Linked DNA regions of Homo sapiens: region 1 is linked to region 2. A link is a contact called in ENCODE Hi-C or POLR2A ChIA-PET data. All regions are on one chromosome and are shown on one strand. The core of a region is the stretch at or near the end of the contact, and the rest is flanking DNA. Distances in the headings are between cores, read along the strand shown. Region 1 has its middle 67 kb from the start of LINC01673. Region 2 overlaps LOC105372762 (a long non-coding RNA gene).

The links. Hi-C counts contacts between places; a loop is a spot of excess contacts on that map. ChIA-PET counts read pairs that join two places held with the same protein, here RNA polymerase II (POLR2A). Pooled maps may share reads with other maps.
Region 1: a loop to region 2 is called in a map of mammary epithelial cell, with 3 times the contacts of the local background. The contact joins two enhancer-like sites. A Hi-C loop is called at or near these places in 3 of 168 maps with a recorded cell type or tissue (Calu3, ascending aorta and mammary epithelial cell) and 6 of 50 pooled maps. POLR2A ChIA-PET finds 5 or more read pairs at or near these places in 1 of 52 experiments (AG04450).

What each region holds. Positions count from the first base shown.
Region 1 is chr21:27,568,500-27,574,422 of GRCh38, forward strand. No RefSeq gene overlaps it. Among named protein-coding and RNA genes, the nearest start is that of LINC01673, 67 kb to the right of the region's middle. Within about 2 kb of position 1,837, at least 12 of the 41 ENCODE cell types and tissues checked have a DNase peak (open chromatin) inside an H3K27ac peak, as active enhancers do; they include mammary epithelial cell, where a contact is called at or near this core.
Region 2 is chr21:27,419,083-27,425,077 of GRCh38, forward strand. The region is part of intron 1 of LOC105372762 (a long non-coding RNA gene); the gene reads right to left. It also overlaps the pseudogene RPL10P1. Among named protein-coding and RNA genes, the nearest start is that of LINC01673, 220 kb to the right of the region's middle. Within about 2 kb of position 4,154, at least 6 of the 41 ENCODE cell types and tissues checked have a DNase peak (open chromatin) inside an H3K27ac peak, as active enhancers do; they include mammary epithelial cell, where a contact is called at or near this core.

The sequences.
Region 1 (5,923 bases), core at 587-3,086, 150 kb after region 2:
CAAGCCTACATACCAGGTGTATTTTCCAATAGTATTTCTAACTTGAGGCAGCTGAGCTCACATTGCACATAACAAAATTATGAAAATGACAAAATGGAAGCTGAACTCAGAGACATCAGGAAACAGATACTTAAATATTATCAGACCTTACTCTCCATCCCATATCTGCCTCTCACTTGCTATCAACTTGACCATTTTCACCTGTGGCTTCAGAGGATAATGATAATATTTACTTAATTTAATGTCTCCTATTACAATTGGGTCAGATGTTTTATGCACTTAAAAACTTACTGGCATCCATTTCATGCAATAAATTTAACACCAGATTGCCACTCAAAAGAAAGTATCAATTAAGCTGGAATATGTCAGCATTGGCAATACACAGATCAAACAAAAACACAAAATAATTTGGCTTACACTCTCTGCCTGTTAAAGTAACCAATGAAACTATTTTCCTGGGGAAGCTTTTCAAAGTATTTAGCCTGTCACAAACTGGCCCTTTGAAACTGTATTCCCAAAGACAAGTTGTAGAACCCAGACGGTCATTGAGAATTGTTGAGCCTGGAGGGTGAGAATTTGTGTCCACCACAGTCGAGAATCAGAAAGGAGGATAAGATGAGGAGAGAGAAGAAAACAATAGGTAAAGTCTGTGTAGTATGGAGGTGTGTTTCCAGAGGATATTGAAGAGCAAAGGAAACACAGGGATGGATGCTGGAGGCCACTACTATGGACTGAATGTGTCTCCCCAAAATTCATATGTCGAAATCCTAATGTACAATGTAATAGTAATTTGAGATGGGCCTTTGGGAGGAATTTGATCATGAGAGGAGATTCCTTATGATGAGATAAGTGCCCTTATTTTTTTAAAAAGGACAGAAAACAGCTTGCTTCTTCTTCTCTGCCTCTCTCTCTCTGTTTCTCTCTCTCTCTCTGTTTCTCTCTCTCTGTTTCTCTCTCTCTCTCTGTTTCTCTCTCTCTCTCTGTTTCTCTCTCTCTCTCACTCTCTCTCATTCTCTCTCTGTCCCACATGAGAAGACAGTGGGAAGATAGCCACCTATGGAGTGGAGGAGTACCCTCACCAAAACTGATCTCAGATGAGACTGGAACCCTGATCTCAAACTGCCATCATCCAGAGCTATGAGAAATGTTTGCTGTCGAAGTCACCTCGTCTAGGGTAATGTGTTATAACAACCCAAGCTGATGAAGAAAGCCACTGTCTGATTAGATGGGTCTCTCCTAAGGAATTGGTTTCTTGTTAGGTAATGTACCCTGGTATCAAGATTTGGAAAACAGTGTAAATATTAATTCAAAGTAATTATTTGAGCTGTGCTGGTAACTAGACCTACTAGAGTAATTCTGGCTCAAATAGTTCTTGTGATATGCCCTGCTTATTCTTATAAGGATTGAGAAGTTGACTAAAATTTGTCCATTATTTATTACCAGTGAACTCTGGTATTTCCTGAGGGTATTTTCTCAAACCTACTCGTTCCTTCCAGGCCTCTGCCACTTGCTCAATGTAGTATCCCAGCTCTCTGTCACTTTCCATGCCTCACCTCATGACGCTGCTTGCTAGTTCAGCCTCCCTCCTGGCATGGGCCAGACAGCAGCATATTCTCCTTACCTGCTGTCATGAAAGCTGTAATAACTGCAATGCCCAGTGCAAAGCTACCTAAACCCAGGAAGAATCTGGCCTCCCCACTTACTTTCAAGGTGGGACTAGGTAACACAGTCCAGAAATGTTGAGGATTTCAGACCATTAGGGTATATTCGGCCACTGAGAGTCAGGAGAAATTGAGGAGCCAACAAATTATGTCTTCACATTTACTCACTCTCTCCCCCACAGGATCACTGTGGAGAAGGTGTTTTCATTGGCCTCTGCACAGGCACCCTGCATCACTCATTAGTCAGTCGAGCTTCCTGGGGCCAGCTCAGTAGCATGCCAACTTGTATGTGATTTTCTTCCCCTCAACCTTAATGACCTGGTACTGCACCCATTCCTAAAGTATTAGCACACAAGCTTTCCTTTAGGCTCTGTTGGTTAGGGGCTCTTTGACTCATTACCCCTTCTACCCCAGCTCACATACACTGTTGCCCTGCCAAATAACATGTTTATTTCAGTGATGTCAGCAGGAACAGACATTCATGTCCAACTGTGTTGATTCCTTCTTTTAGTCTATCTTGGAAGTAGCGAAGAATTTCTGCTCTGGGGCCTCTCTTTCAACTGAGGACACACATCAAGACACAGCTGTTGCACCAGAAGCTGTAATTCTGCAGGCCTGCCAACTGGCACATTCCATCATATAACAAGAATTCTTGGGATGTGGAATCCAAAACACTGGCCAGAGACATAGCTTAATATCACTACAGTGGTGTGGGATGGAGTAAATATTAGTACTTGTTTTATTTTTTCTGGTAAGTAGAAAATTGGAAATGGTACCCTCTTATAGTTTCTTGCCAAAGATGGATGTTGGCTTTCCACAAAAGTGTAGAGCTACACAAGCCTTAGGATTCTGTTAAATTAATTCTAAATATCTGAGAAGAAAATTACTAATAATGTGTCATGAATTAGTGACTCCCAAGAATTGAAGTCCACAAGAACCTCAGAATGTGATTCTATTTGGGAAAATGATCTTTTCAGATGCAAGTAATTAAGATCTTCAGATGAAATCATAATTCTGAACTTAGTATGGGTTCTAACTACAAAGACTGATGCCTTTATAAGAAGAGGAAAAAACACAGAGACATAGAGGTGAAGGTCACCTGAAGATAAAGACAGAAATTGAAGTTATGCTCCCACGAGCCAAGGAAGGTTAGGGGCCCCCAGAGGTACAAGAAGAAAGGAAGTATTCTCTCCTTCCTTTGGAAAGAGTGTGGCCCTGGCTATATTTTGATTTTGGACTTCTAACCCCTAGAACTGTGAGAAAATACATTTCTGTTTGTTTTTAAATCAGTTTGTTGTATTAGGTTGGTGCAAAAGTAATTGTATTTTTTACCATTACTTTTAATGGCAACAATCGTTAATTACTTTCACACCAACCTAATACATTGTTAAGGCAGACCAAAGTATTAGAGAGACCCCAAAATCAGCAGCAGAAAATGTCAGCGGTCTAAGAGAATGAAGTGAGGAGTGAGAACATACACACGGAATAGGCACGAATGGCAAAAATCTTGATGCTAAGTCGTGTTTTTGGATGTTGCATTACAAATACAATGAGCCCTTATCAATTAAATGATGGGCTTTCTGGTACTATTGAATGACATCAGTTTCTTTTACTTGGGTATATTAACTTCCTTAACTCTACATGAAAAAGTCTTTGCATATCTAGAATATTTCATCAGGGAGTCAAATTGTCTCCTGGATATAAACATCAACAAACCAAAACAAGCTTACACAAGTGGAAAGCTTGACATTGTTGAAGAATGAGTGACAGAACCTCAAATGTTTGAATAATGTTTCATTCACAGCTGTTGTGGCTTCTATCTAGTTGGCAAAACATGTAAGTCTAGCCATGAGCTACCTACCCCAGTCTGAGAAAATTATTTTAACATCTAATGGCCCTTGTCATGTAACTCCTCAAGGTTATACATTTTTCCATTGATTTTACCATGGAACCTAGAGTTATCAAGAAGTTAAGAAGGGAAATAGATATAAATCCACTTATCTTTAATTAAAATTTTTCCTAAAAATTTTTGATATAGGCTTTTTGTAACAAACTGCCTTTAAGTAGGTTTTTCACAACAAAAGTCTACTCATATTCATTATAATGTTTATTATGAGCTCTATGTTATTGCCTTAATGACAGTTTCTTGATAACGGAGAATTTTCAAATTAGGTAATTTTCAGAATTAGTTGTGTCACTTTTATATGGAAGCACACTTGTTTGTAAATAGTTACCTTCACTCAATTAAAAGGACCATTTGAGTTCATTTCAAACTAACTGAAATGATGATATATTTAGCAGGAGTTTATTGATCAAATGCATGGACATTACAGTTCTTACTTGACTTTAATGGCAAATTTCAACTTTTGCAGAATGGGGTTACTTTGCTTTGGTAAACTTTTCTGATCAGAGAACATTGGTTTGAATCTCATGGTATTTTTCAGCAGTTAGGCTATGCCCACCTCTGGGAAAATGTACCAGTTTTTTTCATACAGCTCATTAAAAATATAAATTTAAAAAGCATGTGTGTTTGGGTACTTTCCAGGGATTGAGTATAAATGCATAGTTTTCTAACAATTGAAATAAATAAACAAGGGACAATAGACACAGGAGTACTAACCAAGCCGCTCCTTAGTAGTGTGACAATATTTCTCTTTTCCTCTTTCTTAGTCTCCAAGTAATTCTAACACATTATCTTTCTAACGCTCACTCCTAGAGTCATGGGACTTCTCCAGTCATGGGTCATTATTTCAAAGATGAGATAATTCTTCAGGAATGACTTCCAAAGTGGTTTTGCCTCAATGAGTACTCTGTTGAATCATTAACATAAGGCTAAGCATTTTAAATTTTATGTCTCATGAATTCCACAATGAGAAAGTAAAGGAGAAATTACTTATTGTCAAAAGGAATGAGATTTTGACTATAATAATTATCTTCTCAAGACAAGAGAATAGAATATAAAATTTACATTTTAATAAAAGAAGACAGATACAGAATATAAAGAAATGTTTTATAAATAAGATTTTAGTAAGAATTTATATTTTAATTATATTTTAAGAGAAAAGTAAGATTAAATAACTGGTGATTGTAAATCTGTCTCTTAAATCAGTGTTCCTCAATTATTTTATCTAAAAATGGATATCAAACTTATATTAACAACTTAATTTTACATCCAATAGGGAAACATACAATTTAAACTTTTTTACAGTAATTTTAAAGATAAATATATAAACGGGCTTTGGCACTAATTATTTAAATGAAATAGCTGTTCTCTGAATCTAACTGCATTGAACATTTTCAAAGCCACAGTATATATTTTAATTTACTGCATGTAAAATTCACCCAGTCAAAAAATAAAATCCTCAGTTCTCTTACTCAGGCAGCTCATGCTATAGGAGAGTCACAGAAGTTAAAATAAGTATAACGGTTTCACAAAAGATGTAGGGTATAGAATAAAAGAAAAGCCTTACAGATGGGAACTGAAATATGAAAAGGAGTTTCTAGGTGGAAAAGGAAATAAATGAAGGTCAAAACAAAAGAATAAAATATGCAAAGGCCTGGAATCATAAAACAGTATAGATCATTCTGGAAAGGCAAGAAAGAGAGAGGTGGAGACAGCGATAGAATAGAGACAGAGATGGAGATGAAGATGGAGATGGGAGTAGAGGTGGAGGTAGAAGGAGAGGGAGTGGTAGAGCTAGAGATAGAGATATAAATGGAAATGAAGATGGGGTAGATAGAGGAAGAGGTAGAGGTAGGGATAGAGATGGAGATGGAGACAGAGATAGAAATAGAGAAATAGGTAGAGACAGAGTTAGATAGAGGAAAAGTAGAGGTAGATTGAGAAAGAGGTAGAGGTAGAGAAAGAAATAGCATTAGCAATAGAGATGGAGATAGAAACAGACATGCAGATGGAGAGAGAGATAGAGGTAGAGGTTGAGGTACAGGTAGAGGTAGAAAAAGGAAGAGGAACAGATAGAGATAGAGACGACAGAGATTGAGGTAGAGGTAGAGACAAGTAGAGGTAGAGTAGAGACAGATAGAGGTAGAGGTAGGGATAGGGATAGGGATAGAGATGGAGATAGACGTAGAGACTGAAGTAGAATAGAGATAGGTAGAGGTAGAGTAGGGGCAGAGGAAGAGGTAGAGGTAGGGATAGAGATAGAGATAAGAGATAAAAATATATAGAGATAGAGATAGAAGTCGAGATTGAGGTAGAGGTAGACAGAAATAGAGACAGAGTTAGAGATAAAGGTAAGGAT
Region 2 (5,995 bases), core at 2,904-5,403:
AGTTAGTTTGCTGCCCATAAGGAGATTAATAACTTTGTGGGGTAAAAGAGACATTGAGCAGCAGTGTATTAGAGTTCATATTACAGAGGAACTGGAGATTTTGTAAGGTGTCCCATTTTTCTCTGTCACGGATAAGAATATTTTGATAATAGTGAAATTCTGATCACATCACAAGATGTATTTCTGGTGTTGAAACAAGACAATTAACTGGCTTTGGAAAAGACTTGGATAGTTTTCAAACTACCCACGTATAATAACAGGAAAACTGCATAGACAAAGAAGTCGATGGGGAGAAAAAATAAACACAGTGTAAGCTTAGCACCAGAGATTGCAGGTCATGAGGATCTGTGTAGTGAGCCACACAGTAAAATAAATACAATCTAAACAAATAAAGCATAGTGCATTCATTTAAATACTTTAAAATATTTAAAATAAATAAATGAAGCATAGTGTATTTGTTGGTTAGTGAGAAAAAGTAGCAGGAAAGGTGACTCTGAATAATATAGATATTAAGTTATGAAGTGTGAGGCCATCTCTAATATGTTAATAACATGAACACATACTAATCCATCATTGCCATGTTGAATGAACTTTCCAAAGGGTTCATTCCTTTACCTTTCTGTAGAGAGGTGGCTGTCAGTTTCCACTTTCTGAAGTTTTCAAATGTTCTTTCTCTCTTTCTCTTTCCCTCTTTCGATACAAAAGGAAGTATTGGAAGAAATGTCCTCAAAAATGTTTTGAGTTCACAGCAACTTTATCAAACACAAAAATAAATAAATAAATAAATAAATAAATAACTGGAAATATTGTTATGAGGTCAATTTTCCATTTATCAAAATTTCCTTTCTTGACAAACACAATTCACTGGTCATTTTAAGTTTTAAGGAAAGTGCTGTATTTAATGGCTCATGCATATTTTCATTGCTTGAAGTAGTCCATAGTTTATTGATTGCATATTCTTTCTCTTCAGCAAAATGGCAGTACATTGATGAAGAACATGGGATCCCGTGGGTTAACACCACACTAGATGTAACCTAACACTCTTAGATGCTCGATGTGTAGGCCAGAGCCTCCTAGTCTATAATGTGAGTAGGACATATACTATACAGCATGAGATAAAGTTTAAACAAGTTAGTGTTCAACTGTAGGATCTCAGAGCAATCTAAAGCACTGAGGTTGCCTAGGGACAAACATTTTCATGAATTCTATTTATTTATTTATTTATTTTTATTTTTTAGATGGACAGGAAGTAGGATTTATTGGTGAGTATTAAGAGGGGGAAGCACAGTGGAAGCCCTCATGAGTGCGGGGCCTGCCACTTGTCCAGAGGGCCATGACTAGGGATGTAGGCGACCCCACAGCCATCTGGGATGAGCTGCTTCTCAGCCACCATGTCTTCAGATTCATTCGCATTGAATTTGGTGAAGCCCCACTTCTTTGAGATGTGGATCTTCTGGCGGCCAGGGAACTTGAACTTGGCCCTGCGTAGGGCGTCAATCACATGCTCCTTGTTCTGCAGCTTGGTGAGGATCGACATGATAACTTGGCCAATACAAACCCCGGCCACAGTGCCCTGGGGCTTTCCAAAGGCACCTCGCATGCCTATTTGAGCCTGTCAGCCCCAGCACAGGACAACGTCTTGTTGATGCGGATGACGTGGAAGGAGTGGAGCCACACCCGGATATGGAAGCCATCTTTGCCACAGCTTTTTACCATGTACTTATTGGCACAAATTCGGGCAGCCTCCAGGGCTTCAGAGGACAGCTGCTCAAATTCATCTGACACCATGTGGCCATAAAGCGGAAACTCATCCACTTTTACCTTCTTCCGCCCCAGGTCAAAGATGCGAATCTTGACATCAAGGACACCTTGGCAGAAGCGAGACTTTGGGTACGGCTTGTTCTTACAATACCGGTAACAACCCGCGGGGCGGCGGCCCATGGCGACACCAGGATCTTCAGTAGTGCTCTCAAGGGAAAGAGAGCATGAATTCTTATTAATATAATAATTTATGTACTTTACCTCAATTTATTTTTATTTTTTATGTTTAATTGACAAATAGAAGTGTTATATGCATATTTTTTTTTCTTTTTTTTTTTTTTTGAGACGGAGTCTTGCTCTGTTGCCCAGGCTGGAATGCAGGGGCGCAATCTCGGCTCACTGCAAGCTCCGCCTCCTGGGTTCACGTCATTCTCCTGCCTCAGCCTCCCAAGTAGCTGGGACTACAGGTGCCTGCCACCAAGCCAGGCTAATTTTCTTTTTTTTTTTCGTATTTTTAGTAGAGAGAAGGTTTCACTGTGTTAGCCAGGATGGTCTCGATCTCCTGACCTCGTGATCTGCCCGCCTCGGCCTCCCAAAGTGCTGGGGTTACAGGCCTGAGCCACCACGCCCGGCTGAATTGTATATATTTATGCTGTACAACATGTACAATATATATCCAACATATATCTTGGGTATATATCTAGACACTATGGAATGGCAGAATCAGGCTAATTATCATATTCCATTTCCTCACACACTTACCATTTTTGTGGTGACAGCACTTAAAATCTACCCTTTTGGCACATAGTACATTGCTGTTAAGTATGATCACTGAGTCCTGAACTTATTGCTCCTAACTGAAATTTTAAAATTGATTTCTTTCTTATCTTCCTGTCTTTACTTGGAAGCCAACTATTGTTTTTCTTGGCTTTTAAATGATGGGTGGCATGCTAATCTGAGGTCCGTTTTGCAAGTTCTTGAGAACAGATTACCCAAGGAAACAACAACCATATTCCCTAGTGTCTTATGATGTAACCAGTGGAATGGTACCCATGGGAGGAGAGGGAAGAGGTAAAAACTTGGTTGTGGACCTCAGCTCATGCAATTTTGCTCTGTCGTGGGGACCCTCTACTGTTCGGCTTTCCAGTGTTACTGTGTGTATTCTTTTATATGCTGAGGAAGTTGTAGGAAAGTAAGGAAAATAAAACACTTTTTTTTTTTTTGAGACAGAATCTTGCTCTATGCCCCAGGCTGGAGTGCAGTGGCACAATTTCAGCTCACTACAGCCTCCACCTCCTGGGTTCAAGGGATTCTCCTGTCTCAGCCTCCTGAATAGCTGGGACTACAGGCGCCCACCACCACACCTGGCTAATTTTCGTATTTTTTCGGTAGAGATGGGGTTTCACCATGTTGGCCAGGCTGGTCTTGAACTCCTTGACCTCAATTGGTTCACCCATCTCAGCCTCCCAAAGTGCTGGGATTACAGGTGTGAGCCACTGTGACTGGCCTGTTCGTTTTTTACATCAGCATATCTGTTACTCCCCACTAAGGATGAGGAACTTCGCACTGGAGCAAGATGATTAGGAGAAAAATGAATCTGCTTTGCCACCTAGTTTGGGGGGAATTGATGGAGCACACACTTCTGAGGGACACATGATCTCTTTCTCAGCAGTAACTTGCTAATGCTGTACCAGCTTTCAGCTTGTCTGGAAATGGCAAGAGTGTTTTATGAGTGTCTTATGGACACAATGAATCAGCTTTACCTCAAAATAAAAGTTAAAAAAAAATACATTCTGGCTTACCCCATGATACAATGCTAAGTGCATTCATAGGCACACACACGGAGTCTTTCTGTCTAAAAAACAGCACTGTGTTTACATCCTGCCACCTATCTCAGAGGGACTGACTAAGACTTGGAAAACTCTGATGATATCCTTTAATCTTTTCCTTAATATGGGAATATAGTGTTTAATCTTTGTACCTTTTTATATAAGTTTTCATCTGAAATGGTTTTTTTTCAAATGTATTTCTCTTAGGTTGGGTGCATGGTGGCACAATATCATGCCTTATTATTTAACGTTCACATCTCCCTCCCAATAATTTAAACCATCCAAATATTTGTTGATAATTTTCGTATTCCCATTTCATGTTTGCACAGCCAAATAACACATGTAAAATTCCTTTAATCTCTCCATACAAAATAAATCCTCCATTGCTTTAATTATTCCTAGTAGTGCTTTCTGAACTTTTACCAGCCTTGCTTGGCAGAATTATGGTGAGAAAGTTGAATCCAGGCTGTCAGTAGCAAAGTGTTTGCCATGCTATTATCCTTGGCAACTGCAGGCCTCCTCCAGGCTACAAAACAGCTCAGTGCCTACCTCCTTTTCCCTGCTTTCTACTGGCCTACAAATTCCAGCTGTGGTCAGCTGGTGAGCTCTGAGCTACAGGGACGGCGTGGCGCATGTTTTGGGCTTGACTCAGGGATCATGTAATGTTGGGACAGTGAACTTTCCGATGGGAGCCAATAACACCCATGGTTGTTTTCACCTCCTGACCAGAATGTCTCAACTTAATTCAATCATCTGAACATCAATGAGGGTGACTGGAAAAAATTTTTTATCACAGCACTAAAATAAAAGCAATTCCAAGATGTTTTCTTTTCCATTGCACATTTTCAGAGCTTTGATTTTCCTGGTAAAATGCTCTTTGCATGTGCCATGTTCCCAGATTAGGAGAAGATGATACCCAAGGGAGAAGAGGTAAAAATGCACATAAATAATTTTACACCATGACACCGTGGTTAAGGCTTTCAAGGATGCTTTTAATGATGCTATGTGCCATGGTTTTAAAAGTCACTATCAAGTTATTTATTTGTATATATTTTGTTTCCTCTTAAAAACTCTTTAAATAAATAAAAGAGGAGAAATTGTACAAATTTCTTCTTTTACTGTGTACCTACTCTTGCTTTGTGTTTATGAGTGAAGAGAGATGGGGAACATACAGAATATTAAGTGGTATATTTAAGATACTTGTTCATTTTAAGATTTAGGCTTGCAATTTAGGTGTGCCTAATTTGTCTGCTTTGGGAGCTCAAAGGTCAAGTTGCCACCGCAATTAAGCATCAATATTCCTTAATTTGAAGTGTTAAAAAATATGTGTGTGTGAGCGTGTGCATATCTGTGTTCAACTGTCTGCCTTTATTAGTTTTCTAGTCCTGCTGTACATAACACATCACTATAGACTTACCACCTTAAATACATAGGTCCAAAGTCTGACACTGATTTCATTACTGGCAACAGGTTCTTTGATATGAGGCAAAAAGAGTTTTCCCAGACAAGTCTTCACTGGAGCTTGTGCCAGGGCATAAGGGAGACAGCAAGAGAGAAAGAGAGAGAATTCCCTAATTCCACTAGAAGAGCTGTAGGGCTTTTTTGTTAGGCAAAGCATGGAAATTGACATGCAAGTTGGGCTGGACAAAGCACATAAAGGGTAGAGCACAGGCTAGCATTATCTGGTTGCAATGGTTGAGTAATGAACCATCTGGTGGTCTGGCCAGTGGCAACAAGGCTGCATTCCTTCCTGAGGTGGGACACTCTGCAACCTTGGTTATCTCCTAAGGCCAGTTCCTGGAATTCTTTAAGTAAAGACATGTTTAAATGGTGATGTAAGTGAGGTAATGGTGTGAGTTCTGTGATCAGTGAGAATGCATAAAAGACTCCGCTAGGTGACTTGAAACTGAGCTTCGTCTCCAATCTGCCTCGGTTTCTCTGGATTAAAATTGAGGTATCAGAAGAGTGGGGCTTCTTACCAGAGACAGTGGGAAAGGATGAAGCTATTGACAGAATTCAGTTTCTTGTGGTTGTAGGCATGAGGTTCCCATCTCCTTGTACTCTGTCAGCTGGGAACTGGTTGTATTTCCTAGAATTCTCTTTCCAGTCCTTGTTTGTGGCCACCTCCTATCTAGAACCAGCAGAGGCATGTGGAAGTTGAATGGTTCTCATATTTGGAAGCTGTGTGACTTCCCCTTCTGCCTTCCTCTTTCACCACATCTCTCTGACACCAGGCAGGGAAAATTCCCTGCTTTGAAGGGCTCATGTGATCAGATTGTGTCTCTCCAGATAATTAAAAAAAAAAAAAAAAAAAAATCCCTACTTTGAAGTCTGTAACCTAAAAATTACCCTATATTAAAGCCTGTGTCCTAACATTTTATCTGCAATCATTTTTTTGTTATTGT